Regions from separate parts of the Homo sapiens genome. Here region 1 is linked to region 2. A link is an interaction called in ENCODE POLR2A ChIA-PET data of the cell type or tissue named here. Cell type or tissue: MCF 10A. All regions are shown on one strand. Each heading gives the region's core, and the rest is flanking DNA. Links, peaks and the distances in the headings are about the cores only.

Region 1 (5,389 bases), core at 216-5,215, 61 kb before region 2:
CACCTTGTTAAGAAGGGGGACAAATGGTTTTCTCCTCTGTATTGTTGTACAGCACTCCAGGGAATGCTCTCGCAAGGGCCTGACAAGTATTTTTGAAAATTAGATCATGAAAAAAATTACTTTTGTCAAGTAAGCAGGTTTAATTCGAAATATATTTTTAAAATATTTTATTCAAAAAAAAGTTGAGGCTAAAACTAGACCATAAAAATAATATGACTGAAAAGACAGGTAAAGATTTAATTTACAAAATCACATCATACACAAATATCTACACAAGAATAGCTAGTGTTCAATGGAAAAAATGAACCAGGAACTGGAACTTAAGAAGAAATACAGACAGATTATGTACACCTGGGAATCAGTCTAGCTAACAACTCTACACCTTCACAAACGAAATATGTAAGGCCTATCTTATAGTTATTAAACACACAAAAATAACTTTTAAAAGGAAAAGCTAAAGTTGTTAGAGAGGTAAAGTAACAAGTATACTTACAGTCCCAGTGAGACAGCAAACTGCTAACAGGAACTAAAGAAAAATATTAAAAATGACATCATGTAAAAATACAGAAAAATTATTTCACTCAGCATTAGAAGAGGAAGGCCATAGATTGAACCTTTGGGAAAACCCATATTTAAATGAGATGGACCAGCCTGAGTAGATGAAATTGAACAACTAGACAGAAGGAGATTATGAGACAAAGAGTGCAAACTTAACTAGGGAGACAAGCAGTCAACAACAAAAAGTGACCAATAGTGCAAATGGCCACAGAAAGGGCAAATAAAATAAGGACCAAAAAGTGTTGGTAGACTTGGCAATTAGAAGGTAACCTCAGAAAGAACACTTTCACTGATGAGGGCAAAAGCCCAGATTATACTACAAACATTTCTTTTAACATAATATATGCATTCTAGAAAAACTGCAACAGGGCTTAAAGGAAAAAAAGAGTTGGGGTAGACACTCAAAACCGTGTATCGGGGAATGGGAAATGGCTGTTAATGGGTATTGGGTTTCTTTTAGGTATGCTGAAAATGTTCTAAAAATTGGATTGTGATGATGGTCACGTAATTCTGTGAATACACTAAATAGCACTGAATTGCACACTTTAAATAAAGTGAATTTATTTAAAGTGGGCAATTTACAATGAATTTATAAAATAGGTGAATTTGATGATATGTGAATCTCAATAAAACTATATTTTAAAAAAAGTATTAGGGAATGAGTAGATCAGAGCAGACTTGGGCAGATAAAAGCTCATGAATACAGACAGCTCAGAGCCATCATCCCTCAAGCTGCAAATACTTGGAACTGAAAGAGAAAGGAAAAACTCAACATTTGTGGAGTGCCTAATTTGTGCCAATTACTTACGTAACAACCTTTATATACATTATTTCATTAAATCCTCACAATTACTCTGTTATCCCCATTTAAAAATGGGAAACTTGAGACTTAACCAACTAAGCCAACATCACACAGATATTAAATTGCAGAGCCATAATCCAAACAAACTCAGATCTAATTTCAAAGGCTTCTAGCTTCTGTTCTTTCCAGTGTATCATACTAAATTCATTCCTATGGTATTCTTTTTCTAGGCCTTGGGAAAATATAAATTGAATTTCTTCTAAAAATTTGTACCTAGAAACACAATCACAGAACGTTGGGGCTAGAAGGGTATTAGCGATCATTAAAAAACAGAAATCACAAAAATAAAAACCTATCCATCTTTGGAAATGGAACATTTAAGAACACAAACTGAAATTGCACTGGGGGAGGTGACTTGGTTTATTCAGGCAGGTGACTCAGTGTAGCAGGAGACTAGTACAGAGGATATCAAAATTAAACAAAAACAATAGAACAGAACAGCATGTGACATCTAATTAGATTGAGGTAGGCACATGCTGAGACCATACAGTGGAGCTCTGAGATGGTGGGCTGCTGAGGCAGTGCAATCTGCCATGGGCTGAGGGCTGCACCTCCTGAGGGAGGGATCTGTACATGTAGGTGTGTTTTTTAATTTTCTTAAATAAAACCAAAATGCTCTTGCAGCAGCCAAGACCCAAATAGGGATTTTTCCTTTCCTGCTGAAGGTTGTTCTTCTATTCCCACTATTCTGGCTCTCCTCCTAAGGGAAAAATTATATATGGACTAATTTGATTTATGCTACAGTGACATCATTCCCTGATAACAACTGCATATGAGCTAGTTCACACTAGGAAACACATGGTGCAACAACACACTATATTATTGTCAGTAATATTAGTATTAATAGTGGGGGTGGTGGTAGTGCAGTAGAAACAAAATAAAACAATGCATACTAACCACTGCACAATGCCAGGTATTTAATGACACTGAAAGAATGTGAACACCTTAGAATCAAGAAAAATGATAAAAATAGCTAGGGAATAAACAAAAATTAATTCAAGTCATGTCAGTGAAAATGGTGAATTAAGAATATCTGAAAAGTCTCTCCTCCATAAAAGCAGTAAGAACACTGGAAGAAATTGTCAGAACCAGCCATTTCTGAAGTGTGGAAATTAGCCAAAGAATTATAGCAGTAGGGAGAACATTTGTTCAAGAAAAATGGCTGACTCTCAGTAAGAAGAGAGAGCTCTGTGGCATTTGAGTTTACCCTATTTCCATCCTCACCTCCCCAGAATATTGGAAAAGCAACAGCCCACATCACAGTGGAAATCAGGAGGCTGGCAGACACTGGAAGAGCAGACTGGAGAACCTTCAAAGCCCTATTCCCAGAGATCTGTTATTAACTGACCTGTCTATGGTTCCCCTCTTGTGTGCTTGTCTTTTTTCTTCTTTTTTTTCCCCCTATACTTGTTTCCTGTATGACTGTGTGCCTGTCTTTACTTGGCTTGACTCAGAGCTCACCCAGGGCAAACTTCCTTTTCACTGGGGGCATTTGTTAAGCATTGGTTAAAAAAAAAAAAAAAATCAGAGGTCATTGCTGAAGATTGTGGCTGCCTGAAGACAAATACAAGGCTAACCAGAATGTTTACAAGGAAGAGCCAGGGAATGACACGTCCACAGAGGTTCAGCTATGTTCAGGGCTGTGTGTGTAGGCTAAGGTGGAGCTGTCAGTGGCGTGAGTGTTGAGGGTGTGGCATGCCCCACCATGCACACAGAACCCCCATGGAAGACGGGGAGATTTTTTTAATCTCAGGCATTTAAAGAATTCTCTGTCCAATCATTAGCTGTCCAGTACACAAAATGAGCAGAGACTTTACAGAATTAGTTCATAAGAGTCACATAGCAAACAAACAAACAACAACAATAACAAGTCCTCAGGAAGGAGAAGAATCTAGTTTTCTGAGTTGCCACATTATATTATTTAAAATGTCCACTGTTCAATACAAAATTAAGAAACATGCAAAGAAACAAGTACAGCCCATTCACAGGAAAAAAAAAAAAAAAAGCAGCCAACAGAAACTGTCCCTAAGGAAGCCCAGGCATTAGCTTTATCAGACAATAACTTACATCAGCTATTTTAGATATGTTCAAAGAAGTAAAGGAAACCTATCTAAAGAACTAAAGAAAAATATGAGAATGATGTCTTATCAAAAAGAAAATATCAATAAAGAAACATTAAGTCATAATAAAGAACCAAACAGAAATTCTGGGGTTAAAAAGTTTAATGAAAAAGAATGCATGGCCGGGTGCTTTAATCCCAGCACTTTGGGACGCCAAGGCGGGTGGATCACTTGGGGTCAGGAGTTCAAGACCAGCCTGAACAATATGGTGAAACCCCGTCTCTACTAAAAATACAAAATTAGCCAGGTTTGGTGGCGCATGCCTGTAATCTCAGCTACTTGGGAGGCAGAAGTGGCAGTGAGCTGAAATTGCGCCATTGCACTCCAGCCTGGGGAACAAGAGCAAAACTCTGTCTCCAAAAAAACAAAACAGAAAAAGAATTCACTAGTTCAACAGCAGAATTGAATCAGAAGAAAGAACTGGCAAACTTGCAGATAGGTTTATTGAGATCATCCAGTCTGAGGAACAGGGAAGAAAAAAAAAAAAAGAACACAGCCTCATGGTCTTGTGGGACACCATTAAGAGAATAAACATATACATAATGAGAGTTCCAAAAGGAGAGAGAGTGAAAGGAGTAGAAAGAATATTTGAAGAAATAATGGCCAAAAATCTTCCCAAATTTGATGAAAAACATTTATCTACACATCCAAGAAGCTTAATAAACTCCAAGTAGGAAAACCACAAGATATACACACTTAAGACACCTCATAATAAAACTGGTGAAAGCCAAAGATAAGGAATCTTGAAAACAGTAAGAGAGGAACAGCTCATCACAAGGAAAGGATCCTCAATAGTATCTGCTGATTTCTCTTCAGAAACCATGGAGACTAGAAGGCAGTGGGATGACATACTCAAAGTTCTGAGGGAAGGAGAGACAGAGAAGGGGAGAAAACTCTCAACCAGGAAGTCTATATCCAGCCGACTTCAAAAATAAAAGAGAAATTGAGACATTCCTAGGTAAAAACAAAATGTTTGTTGGTAGCATGCTTAACCTGCAAGAAACACTAAAAGAAGTCCATCAGGCTGATGTGAAAGGACACTAAACAGTAACTCAAGTTCATGTGAAAAATGAAGAGCATCAGTACAGTACTGAATTATTTGGTTTGTAATTCTTTTACTCCTATCTGATTTAAAAGAAAAACATATAAAGCAATAATTCTGTGTTGATGGGCACATAATGTGTGAAGATACAACTTGTATAATAATAATAGCACACAGGAGGGGAGAGAGAATGAAAGTTTTTGTATACTACTTGTGATGGTTAATTTTATGTGTCAACTGAGTGGGCCATGGGGTATCCAGATTAAACATTGTTTCTGAGTGTGTCTGTGAGGCTGTTTCTAGCATGTGAATCAGTGGACTCCATAAAGTATAAAGTAGATTGCCCTCCCCAATGTGGTTGCATCATTCAATCCTTTGAGTGCCTGAAGAAAACAGAAGGTGGAGGAAGAAGAAATTCATTCCTTATTTTCCTGCCTTACTGCTTGAGTTGTGACATCTCATCTCCTGCCCTCAGACTGGGATCACTGGCTCTCCTAGTTCTCAGACCTTCTGACTGAGAAGGTCTGAATTATGCTACTGACTTCCCTGGGTTGCCAGCGTGCAGAGAGCAGAACGTGTAATTTTTCAGACTCCTTAATCATGTCAGCCAACTCCTCATATATTGGTTCTATTTCCTTACAGATCCCTGACTAATTCATTAGTGAAAATGAAGCTGGTATTCATTTAAAATAGACTGCTATAAACTAGGATGTTAATTGTAAGCCCCAGGGTAACCACTAAGAAAATAATTTTAATTAAGAGAAATGACACGGGAATTAAAATAGCATATTAAAAATATTTAACACA
Region 2 (5,389 bases), core at 262-5,261:
AATGAATAATGTGCATGATTACATACCAGTGTCAGAGTATGAGTACCACAACAGGAAGAAGGACTGATGATTTATAATGACATTATTTTGTACACTTATCAGCTGACATTTGCAACTCAGAAAGCCACCACAGTAACAAGCTTCAAGAAGACAAAAAATTATTGAGTGGGACAAGGAACCATGCCTATCCTGTGGCTTCAGTGGGAGGAGGAGCTGAGGGGAGGCAGGAGTAAGCATCATAGAGAGCCTTGATAAAGGTGGTTATGCTTTATATTCTGTTTCATTTTTGTCTTCTCTGTGTCCTCAAGAGCCTCTAACACTACTATCTTCACCACCTTGATCCCATGCCTCATCTGTTGTCTTGTCTATTGGTTTAAAAAGGTAGAATATCTCCCACTTGAAGTTGATTGATGGATATTTTTACTTTGCAAGAGCAGTATGGGAGAGTGATATGAATTTTCCTTGGGATCTTATCCCCACAGAACTCTAGGAGGGAAAAAGTGGTAGGATTGTAGTTTTGAGTACCATGAAGTGGAATTGAAAGGATTTGATTCCAAGGTATGCTGTTTTTTCAATGCCGAATAGTACACTCATTTCCTAACCAGCTGTCTCGTAAATCTATGCCATTTACTACAAATAGCATTGCTTTGGAAAAATAACAGAATGCATGCATTTGTTTTTCCAGCAGCTATTTAAGGTCCATTTGTTTTCCAGGTACCAAGAAAGCAAAGACGAATCTCATTTCATGCCTACCTTCACAGAGTTTGCAATCCGACTAGACCAAAGAGCTGTGTAGTAAAGAACTGAAGGATAGGTGTCATTTCTTGTAACTCTTTTACCTCATTAAAATTGCAGCACCCCCCGCCCCCCAGCACTCCTACCTTGTATTTTTTCTATAGCACTTATCTTCTAACATATGAGATATATAATTTACCTTTTTATTATATTCATTATATATTGCCTTTCCCTCTACCCCTCAAACACACACACTGTAACATAAGCTCTGTGAGAGCAGAGATTTTTGTTTTAATGTTCACTGATGTATCCACAACCCCTGGAACAATGCCTGGCTCATAGCAGGTGTTCAAAAAATGTTTATCAAATGAATGAATAGCAGATTGACTCTGTATTGTTTTTACATTAAATACCCCAAGAGCTGAACTTGAATTTAAAAAGGGAAATAACTATTCTATAAGCTTCGAATTGAGAACCACAAATTTGTGGTTGTGTGTCTTCAACTCCATAGTTTGTCACATGTAGTTGGCAAGAGACTGGGCCTGTCCAGGAGGAGTCAGACCTAGAGGTTCATTTAGGCAAAGGGTGACCAGAGCAGGCAAAGATAGAGTGCCAGAGGAGTAGCCTATGCAGTAGGAACCAAGCAGATCTGATAGATATTGCCAGGTAGATGATTCCAGAGGGGTCACCTGAGCTAAGAAGAATTGGGCATGTTGTTTATACACACATAAGAAGGCAGGGCTTTGTATCTGCAAGGCCAAATTTGACTGCAACGCATCTCACATTAATGAGAACTGACCCCCGCCAAGGCCGACAATGTTGGTTTTGTGAGCACCTGTTCTACCCATATACCTACTGTGTGATTTTGGATTTGGGGAATTCCCAGACCGATAATATTTCAAAAAAATCTAATGGGGTGAAAGGATGTAGGATTGCTTAAGTTTTATTTTGCCCTTACTTTGTGAAATGGACTTTCCTTCACTTCCATGGAAAATTGCCAGAAATCCTAGTCTTTATTTAGGTGACCTGAAGCACTTGAAGGACAAAACAAAGACTTAAAGCATTCAATAATTTGATGTCTGTTGTGCCATTTTTATCATGTTTGCTCCACAATAAATTGAACAGACTCTTGCACTTTTCCCTTGGGTCCTCATGAGCATTTGTCTACAACTGTTAATAAGTTACATGGGATCTAAGAATAAATTTTCATTGGAATTCAGATTTCAAGTGAAGGATCACCCAACATTGCGATCCCTCATCTAACATTATTTCAGATCCTGAGTTGCTGCTTTGTTCTGCATACTTAAACATAAGTCCCGGAGCTTGGAATACTTAACAAGGGGTTTGTGTTGCTGTTGTTGTTTCCAAAAGTGATTAAAATTGGTAATATAAAATTAATATAAGCTTCATTTATCTCTTCATTCCCTGAAGATGAGGAGTAAGAGAGTACCATCATCATATTCTTGTCAAAGTAAATGAGTTGGATTTATATTCTTTATCAGACCTTGTAATTGAAGCCTTCTAGACTTGATTCTACAGTTTTATTTCTGCTTTTTGTTTATTGGTTTGTTTACATGGCAAAGACTGCAGTTTGTCCTTAAATGGATGGAAAATATTAGGGATTCCAGGGGCTTATGATTAGAAACTTATGATTAGTTTGTTTATATGGCAAAGATTGTACTTTGTCCTTAAATGGTTGGAAAACATAAAGGATTCTAGGGGTTTATGATTAGGAACTGTTGTGCTGAAAATGTCTGTCTTTAGAAGTGTTAGCTTACAGGTGTGTCACTGTCTGCTGCCCAGACTTGTAGCAAGCAAGCAGAGGATTCCCTTCCTATTTCCTTGTTCTAATAAGTTGGTCCCCATCGGAGAGCAATGAAAGATCAGAACAAGCCAGAACATGAGGAAGCCAACTAGACTTACTCCTGGCCAAAAGCAGACAGCCTAACAGACACGTAACTGTGACTGTAAAGTAAGAAGACTGATTTGCCTCACCAGGTAGGAAAACAAGTTTAATCCTCCTTCAAGGTAGATAGTGTCTTTTCCCCTTTATAGAAAAGGCAACTGAGACCTGGGGAAGTTAGGTAACCAGCCTAAGGTTATATGACTAGTAATTAGATAGGAACTGAAAGATGGCCTGACTCCATAGACTCTGCTTTTTTTTTTTTTTTTTTGGCACATGGTCTCACTCTGTCACCCAGGCTGGAGTGCAGTGGGGTGATCTTGACTCACTGCAGCCTTGACCTCCTGGGCTCAAGCAGTCCTCCCACCTCAGCCTCCCAAGTAGCTGGGACCATAGGTTCAAGCCACCAAGCCTGGCTAATTTTTGTATTTTTTGTAGAGATGGGGTTTTGCATGTTGCCCAGCCTGGTCTCGAACTCCTGAGCTCAACCTATCCACCTGCCTTGGCCTCTCAAAGTGCTGGGATTAGTCATGAGCCACTATGCCTGGCCAAACTTAGCTTTTAATGGGCGTGATGTTGTCGATGTTACCTGCCTTGGACTCATAAAGATAACAGCTTTGCCAGAGCATATCCTCCAAGGAGTTCAGTTTAAGAGACAAAATTGTTGGCCTAGCTGAAACATGCTGGCAATAGGGGCTGTTCTTTGTAAATCTTAAACATGAAAAGAATCAAATGAATGAGAGAGTAACTTGTTAAGAACCCAAATAAAGGTTTACTGACAATACTTGGTTTCTGAAAACACCATTTTTCATATTATTAAACGTTATTAGTATTATCTTTAAATATGTTCATTTTAACTTTTTCATCTATATTGTGCTAAAGCAGTACTTGATCATCCTCAAAATATAGAAACTTTTATTCACGGATTGAATGAAATAAGGGTATGTGTTATTTGACAGGACTCTGGATATGAAGTCAGAAAGCTCTGGGGTAGAGTCAGCTGTTCCCCTTACTGGTTGACCTCAGACAAGGCAGCCTCCCTAAGCCTTGGTTGCCTAAACAATAAAAGGGAAACAGGAACTTCAAGGGTTCATCTCAGACTTGGTGAGGTAATATATATTATTCAGTAAATTGCTGTGCACATGATATTTTAGTTAACATACATAACTATCAATAGTCTATCTATGATTACTATTAAAATTATAACTATAAAATGATTATTTTTTTAAAAATTCTTAATAGATTTGTTCAGTGCTCTATAGTTACAAAGTAACTATATATATATATATATATATATATATATACATACACACATATATATATATAAATTGTATTTAATCCCCCTAAGAATTCTGAAAGGATAGTAGAAATATCTTCATTTTAATCGCATAGCTTTGTGACCTTGAATATCACAGGATCACAGAGCTAGTAGGTGCGGAACTGGGACTCATTTTCTCACCACTATATTGTGGCTGCTTTCTTATTCTCTTAAGGTTACTTGATGGTGTCCTAGATTTAAAACTGTAAAGGAAGAACTGCATAATTTGTCTTCTAAAAGCACTGAGAGGTGTTTTAGGGACTATATAAAGATAGAACAGTTACTGAGTAAGTCTATTCAGTCTGGATTTTTCGGGTAAGAAATTCTGCTCTGAAGCTTGTGTATTGCAGATCACAATAATCATAGACACATCACATAGCATTGGGATAGTGTTAGTGTTGGTACTTAAAGTGTTGTCCTCTAAAGGTAATGATCCTGGGCTAAAATATTATAATTATAATCTGTCTCCTCATCGTTTCTCCCTAGGGTGACCATACATGCCATCTAGGCTTAAATATTGGTAATTTTGAGTTAAATTTTCAAAAACCAGATATTATTTAGTGTTAGGCAAGTTGTTAACTTCTCTAAACCATAATTTCCTCGGTTTTATATGACAAAGTTAAACCAGATGGCCTCTAACTCTAACATTTGAGAAACTTTTCCCTTACATTTTTTAATAATATAGATTGTATTTAATGGATCTTTACCCAAACATTTTGGTTCAGGTAATTAAAATGAAAGTTATAGTGAAAAGATCCTTGAAACTTTTCTAAAAACACTGGGCGTTCAGGAATTAATATAGTGTATGTCCCGATTTCTATCAAGCAAACGCTAAGAGAGAATTGTAAATTTAGGGGTCTAATATTTCAAATGAGATGTGAAAGTATGGTCCCAAGCATTTGTACTGAAAATGCAGCGCCCCTTTCTTGGTAAGCGTAAGAGTGTATTAGACTTTGGGAGGAAGCCAAATTATGCTGTTTGGATAATCAGCATGATCTATCTCTCAGAATTTTCCCCTGCGGTCTCAATTGGGTACCTATTCTATTTTTAACTTAGTTCTAAACTCTTTGTTAGCATTGCTCCATCCAATTAAGCTGCAGCTGCTGTTCCATCCCTAAGGATTGTTTATGTTTCAGTGGATGAGATGGTCCTAATATGTACGGCTACTTAAAGTATAGTTTTAATTCAGGGACAAGAAAAGATTGTGTTTAAGTTTGTGATATTTTTTAAAACAATGCATAGTTAAACATTGGCTCTAGAACATGCTTTCACATTTCCCTTCTTAGTTATATCATCACATATAATTTATAAGTCTCTGAATGATAAAGTGTGGTTTGCTGGGTTTTGGTTGTCTTGCAGCTGGTTTCTGATGCCAGAATCATCGATTGTATTACTCTCTGTGGTTTCTTTCTTTTGGCAGCTGATGTGTTGTT

Evidence for each region. ChIA-PET counts read pairs that join two places held together with the same protein. Peaks named below come from ENCODE experiments on the same cell type or tissue, not always from the same donor. Only the 100,000 strongest peaks of a DNase experiment are listed, where the experiment ranks them.
Region 1: POLR2A ChIA-PET joins it to region 2 with 5 read pairs; 8 of 35 experiments call an interaction of 5 or more read pairs at or near these places.

What each region holds. Positions count from the first base shown.
Region 1 is chr13:27,570,516-27,575,904 of GRCh38, forward strand. All of the region lies in intron 2 of LNX2 (ligand of numb-protein X 2), which reads right to left. Among named protein-coding and RNA genes, the nearest start is that of LNX2, 47 kb to the right of the region's middle. In MCF 10A, for the core only: no CTCF peak of the experiment used is centred there; no DNase peak of the experiment used is centred there.
Region 2 is chr13:27,631,785-27,637,173 of GRCh38, forward strand. It overlaps a transcript of POLR1D not described here. Among named protein-coding and RNA genes, the nearest start is that of POLR1D, 13 kb to the left of the region's middle. In MCF 10A, for the core only: no CTCF peak of the experiment used is centred there; a DNase peak (open chromatin) is centred at 2,667.